Regions from separate parts of the Homo sapiens genome. Here region 1 is linked to region 2. Evidence: read pairs that join two places in POLR2A ChIA-PET (ENCODE). Cell type or tissue: IMR-90. All regions are shown on one strand.

What was found. Peaks named below come from ENCODE experiments on the same cell type or tissue, not always from the same donor. Only the 100,000 strongest peaks of a DNase experiment are listed, where the experiment ranks them.
Region 1: POLR2A ChIA-PET joins it to region 2 with 14 read pairs; 10 of 35 experiments call an interaction of 5 or more read pairs at or near these places.

What each region holds. Positions count from the first base shown.
Region 1 is chr22:40,182,234-40,184,733 of GRCh38, forward strand. All of the region lies in intron 1 of TNRC6B (trinucleotide repeat containing adaptor 6B), which reads left to right. Among named protein-coding and RNA genes, the nearest start is that of TNRC6B, 5.6 kb to the left of the region's middle. In IMR-90, no CTCF peak of the experiment used is centred here; a DNase peak (open chromatin) is centred at 1,238.
Region 2 is chr22:40,297,924-40,300,423 of GRCh38, forward strand. The region is part of intron 12 of TNRC6B (trinucleotide repeat containing adaptor 6B); the gene reads left to right. Among named protein-coding and RNA genes, the nearest start is that of ADSL, 47 kb to the right of the region's middle. In IMR-90, no CTCF peak of the experiment used is centred here; no DNase peak of the experiment used is centred here.

The sequences.
Region 1 (2,500 bases), 120 kb before region 2:
GACTCCGTCTCAAAAAAAAAAGAAAAGAAAAGAAAAAAAAGCCAAATAATTACCCCATTTAATAATTTTTAGTTATTTAGATATTAGACTTCTTTAAGTGGAACTTGTTTCTGTCTGGTGGCTGGGGAGAGGGACAGCATATGCTAATTGTTTCTCTGTACAGTATTGTTCGTGGATTTACTCTAATCCCACTTTCCTCACCTGCTTGTGATTAAGACGGGTGTCAGGGGTAGGGTGGAGTGAATTGAAGCCACTTGGCCAGAAAAGGGATTTATTTAACTCATGGCAGTGACATCTTAACATTGTTTTCTTCTTTCCGTCATATATTTGTTCAGCAGTAATTTATTAAGCACTGATGTAGGTGCTGGGGCATCTAAGAATTAATTTGGTTGGCCCATTGCCTTCAATAGTTTGGTTCATGTGGAAATACTTGCCATCTGGTGACTAACTATATAACTTACTGCTTTAGGTTATGACTGAGATAACTCCTTAGTTATCTTTTCTGATAATCAGGGAATGAGTGGTAATTTTTTGCTTCTGGTAGTTTTGGAGACTTCATTGAAGGTTTGACTTGATAGTCACTTTATTAAACATTGTCTTTAGCTCTGTGCACTATCTCTTCAAAATTATCTTTTGCATTACCTCTGAGAACTTTGCAACCTGGAATTGCCTTCCTAGTTATTTTATCACATCCTTCAATTTTACTTTTTTAACACTCCTAAATTGTATCACCATCTGAAATTATTTGTGTATGGTACGTCTCCACAATACTATCCGGTTTCCTGAAAGCAGAGACCTTATCTGTTTTCCTCACTGTTGTATCCCCAACATCTAGAACGGCTTGGCAGGAGTGGATGTTGAGTGAAAATGTGTGAGTATAAGGTCACCAGGACTCACTGTGTGACGATGGTAGGCTCGTTTCCTCACCAGCAAAATGGGGATAATATATTGTTGCGACGCATAAAGGAAATGCTATATGTGAGGGCTGGGCACCTAGTCTTGTTGCTTAGTAAGTGTTTCCTTCCCCTTTGCTGTATCTCCCTTTGTTGAATGAACCAGAAAGGCTTTTATGGCCCCGCAGAATGGCTCTGTTCTTTCTCATGGCTACCAGGATCATGAAGCCTGTACAGTGATTGCACAGAGCTTTAGCCTGCACAAGGACAGGAGCAGCACGGAGCCTTTTCTCTTTATTCAAGTCCCTACATTCCTGTGGTCTGATGTCGTCTCTTCATAACTCTCCAGTTTCCTTCAGGCTGTGCCTCTGTGTTGTATCCACGTTTACTTGGCTGTTTTTCATACATTCTGTGCTTTGCATCAGAAGGTTCTCAGCAATTTCAAATGAATTGGTCTTAGAGTTTACAAGGCAAAGGAGAACATTGAATACAGCGTTTTCTCCCTCATTGTGATTATTCTGGGCCCACACATGTAAATTCTGTTTATTTGACTAAATTATTACTAGGTTGTTTTTTTTTTTTTAATATGAGATGGAGTCACTCTGTCGCCCGGGCTGGAGTGCAGTGGCGTGATCTTTGCTCACTGCAACCTCCGCCTCCTGGGTTCAAGCGATGCTTTTGCGTCAGCCTCCCGAGTAGCTGGGATTACAGGCGCCTGCCACTACACCCAGCTAATTTTTTGTATATTTTAGTAGATACAGTGTTTCGGCATGTTGGCCAGGCTGATCTCGAACTCCTGACCTTGTGATTCACCTGCCTCGGCCTCCCAAAGTTCTGGGATTACAGGCATGAGCCACCGTGCACAACAGCCAGTTTTGACTCAATGGGCAAAATGAAAATTTAGGTCCATTGCCCACTTTATACAATGCTGTTGAATTAATATGGGTGACAGAAAAATGGCTTTCATTCATTGACGTTGGAATTTGTTTTTTAAAAAACTTAGAAAATGATCTGTTTACTCATTCATTCTGCAAATAATTACTGAGTGCTTTTCACATGCCAGGTGTTGATAAGTACAAGTACAAGCCTAGCAGTAGTGTGAAGATTTTCTCCAGACACGACTGCTGAAGTTAGAGAATAGATGCAAGGGGCTGGCTGGTGCTCAGGGTGTTGGGGGGTTAAAAAGGGTGGACACCTAGAGAGATAACAGCTTCTGCAAAGACCACGGGGCACTAGTGGACATTGGCATATTTGGGGAACAGCATAGAGAGTACTTTGACATGGTTGGAGTGTCGTGTGCTTAAGGGAAGAAATAATCTGAGAAATGAGAGGTAAGCTGAAAAACTAAGCCTTGACCAGATGCAGAAGAGTGTATAAGCCACGTTTGAAAGTCTTTTTCCTGAGAACAGTTGAAGGGTTTTAAGTGGGAAAGTCACTTGTTCAGATTGGATTTTTGAAAGACGATTCTGGTGTGTTGTGGAAACTGGCTGGGACATTGCACGTCAGACCAGATGATACTGTAGTAATCTCAGGTCATAGTGGCCTGAACTGACAACAGAGTTGGGGACAAATGAATGAGTTCCAGAGGCATTTAGGAAGATTTTGGA
Region 2 (2,500 bases):
CATCCTGGCTAACATGGTGAAACCCCGTCTCTACTAAAAAAAATACAAAAAATTAGCCGGGCATGGTGGCAGGCACCTGTAGTCCCAGCTATTCGGGAGGCTAAGGCAGGAGAATGGCGTGAACCCAGGAGGTGGAGCTTGCAGTGAGCCGAGATTGCGCCACTGCACTCCAGCCTGAGCAACAGAGCGAGACTCCATCTCAAAAAATAAAAATAAAAATAAAAATAAATTTAAAAAATCATTAAAAAAAACCCAGCTACATGGGTTAAATATTACATGAGGGAACAAAAGCATGTTTTTAAATATTATAGATTTTAACTAACATTAAGCTTAGTGTGTGAATCAGGAGTTACAATCACCAGAGAAATTGACATCTTAGGCATTGTTCATGAAAGCACAGCTTTTAACAGAATGCTTAGGGTCTACTTGGTGTTAGACTACTCTAGAAAATACCTTTCTGTTCTTGGCTCTTCACCAAGAAATGGAAGGAGATACAGGTGAAAGAACTGATCATATTGAGCCTGAAGATGAGATGCAAGGGAACTGTAATCATTGTCTGAAGACATTTGAAGAATCAGCCTGTGGAATAATGTGAACATTTATGGAGGACATCTCTAAGCATTTGACATTGATTAACTCATAAAATCTAATAATGACTGAAGTTAATATTGTTGTCATTCCAGTTGGAGATCAGGAAAGTAAGGGTCAGAAAGGCTAAATGAGTAACTTGCTCTGAGTCAGCTTAGAAATGGCAGAGCTGGGGCCGGGCGCGGTGGCTCACGCCTGTAATCTCAGCACTTTGGGAGGCCGAGGCGGGCGGATCATGAGGTCAGGAGATTGAGACCATCCTGGCTAACACGGTGAAACCCCGTCTCTACTAAAAATACCAAAAATTAGCCGGGCGCAGTGGCGGGCGCCTGTAGTCCCAGCTACTCGGGAGGCTGAGGCAGGAGAATGGCGTGAACCCAGGAGGTGGAGCTTGCAGTGAGCCAAGATAGCGCCACTGCACTCCAGCCTGGGTGAAAGAGCGAGACTCCGTCTCAAAAAAAAAAAAGAAATGGCAGAGCTGGGTTGGGAGCGGTGGCTCATACTTGTAATCACAACACTTTGAGAGGATGGCTTGAGCCCAGGAGTTTGAGACCAGCCGGGAGGTCAAGGCTGCAGTGAGCCATGATCACGCCACTGCATTCCAGCCTGGGTGACAGAGTGAGACCCTGTCTCAAAAAAAAAAAAACAAAAAAAAAAAAAAAACAAAACTGGGGAGGCAGGCAGAGCTGGGATTACAAACCCAGGCAGTCTGCCTCTAGAACTAAAGTCTTTTTTTTTTTTTTTTGAGATGGAATTTCACTCTTGTTGCCCATGCTGGAGTGCAATGGCACCATCTTGGCTCACCACAACCTCCGCCTCCCAGCTTGAGGCAATTCTCCTGCCTCAGCCTCCCTAGTAGCTGGGATTACAGGCATGCGCCATCACACCCAGCTAATTTTGTATTTTTAGTAGAGACGGGGTTTCTGCATGTTGGTCAGGCTGGTCTTGAACTCTTGACCTCAGGTAATCCACCCACCTCAGCCTCCTGAAGTGCTGGGATTACAGGCGTGAGCCACCACACCCAGCTCTAAAGTCTTTTTTTAACCTTTTTATTTTTTTAAAGAGATGATAGCTCGCTATGTTGCCCAGGTGTTCTCAATCTCCTAGGCACAAGCTAGTCCCCCAAACTGCTGGGATTACAGGTGTGAGCCACTGTGCCCAGCCTCTAGGACTAAATTCTTGGCCATTGTGCTACACTACTTGGCACTCACGGACACGTTCTTAAGCTTGTTCTCCATGGCCCCAACTAGTCCAGTGGGTTCAGTAGATGAGGGTGCAGGGAAACTCACTTCTTCTTACTTAAATCATCTTAGAGGAGCAAACCAAAGATAGGAGGGAATCCTCTGTCGCCAGAGCTTCCTGCAGCCTCGCCTAGCTCACTCCTGAGAACAGGGAGAAGGACCCTGCCGGGTCAGTGACCTTCCAGGCTCTTTGATGCTGGCTCTTTTTTTACACTGCCACTCTGTGGGTGTTTGCTATCAGAAGCCATGCATTGAAACTCATGTCTTCTATTTACAAGTTAATATATTTGTCTTACTTGTAGCACAGAAATACTTTCACGTAAGTATTATTTATTAGCTTTATGCAATGTAGCATGTTTTGTTTTATGGCACATTTCCAGTAATAATTTCTTGGTTGGATAAAAGCCATATTGTCATCAATTTTTTTTTCTTGAAGATGTTTTCCTGAATATAAAATTTATACTTTTTATTGTAGAAAATTGGAAAGTCTAAGAAGAAAATTTAAAAACTGTTGTAATCTCACTGCTCCAAGATAATCATTGTTAACCCTTGAGTGTATTTTTCCTGTTATATATTTTTCACAGAAAAGTTTGACAACTCTTGCTTTAGATTCATCAAGATTCTTTTCACAGAAAAACAGTTTTATTTTGATAAATTCTGAAGATTCCTTT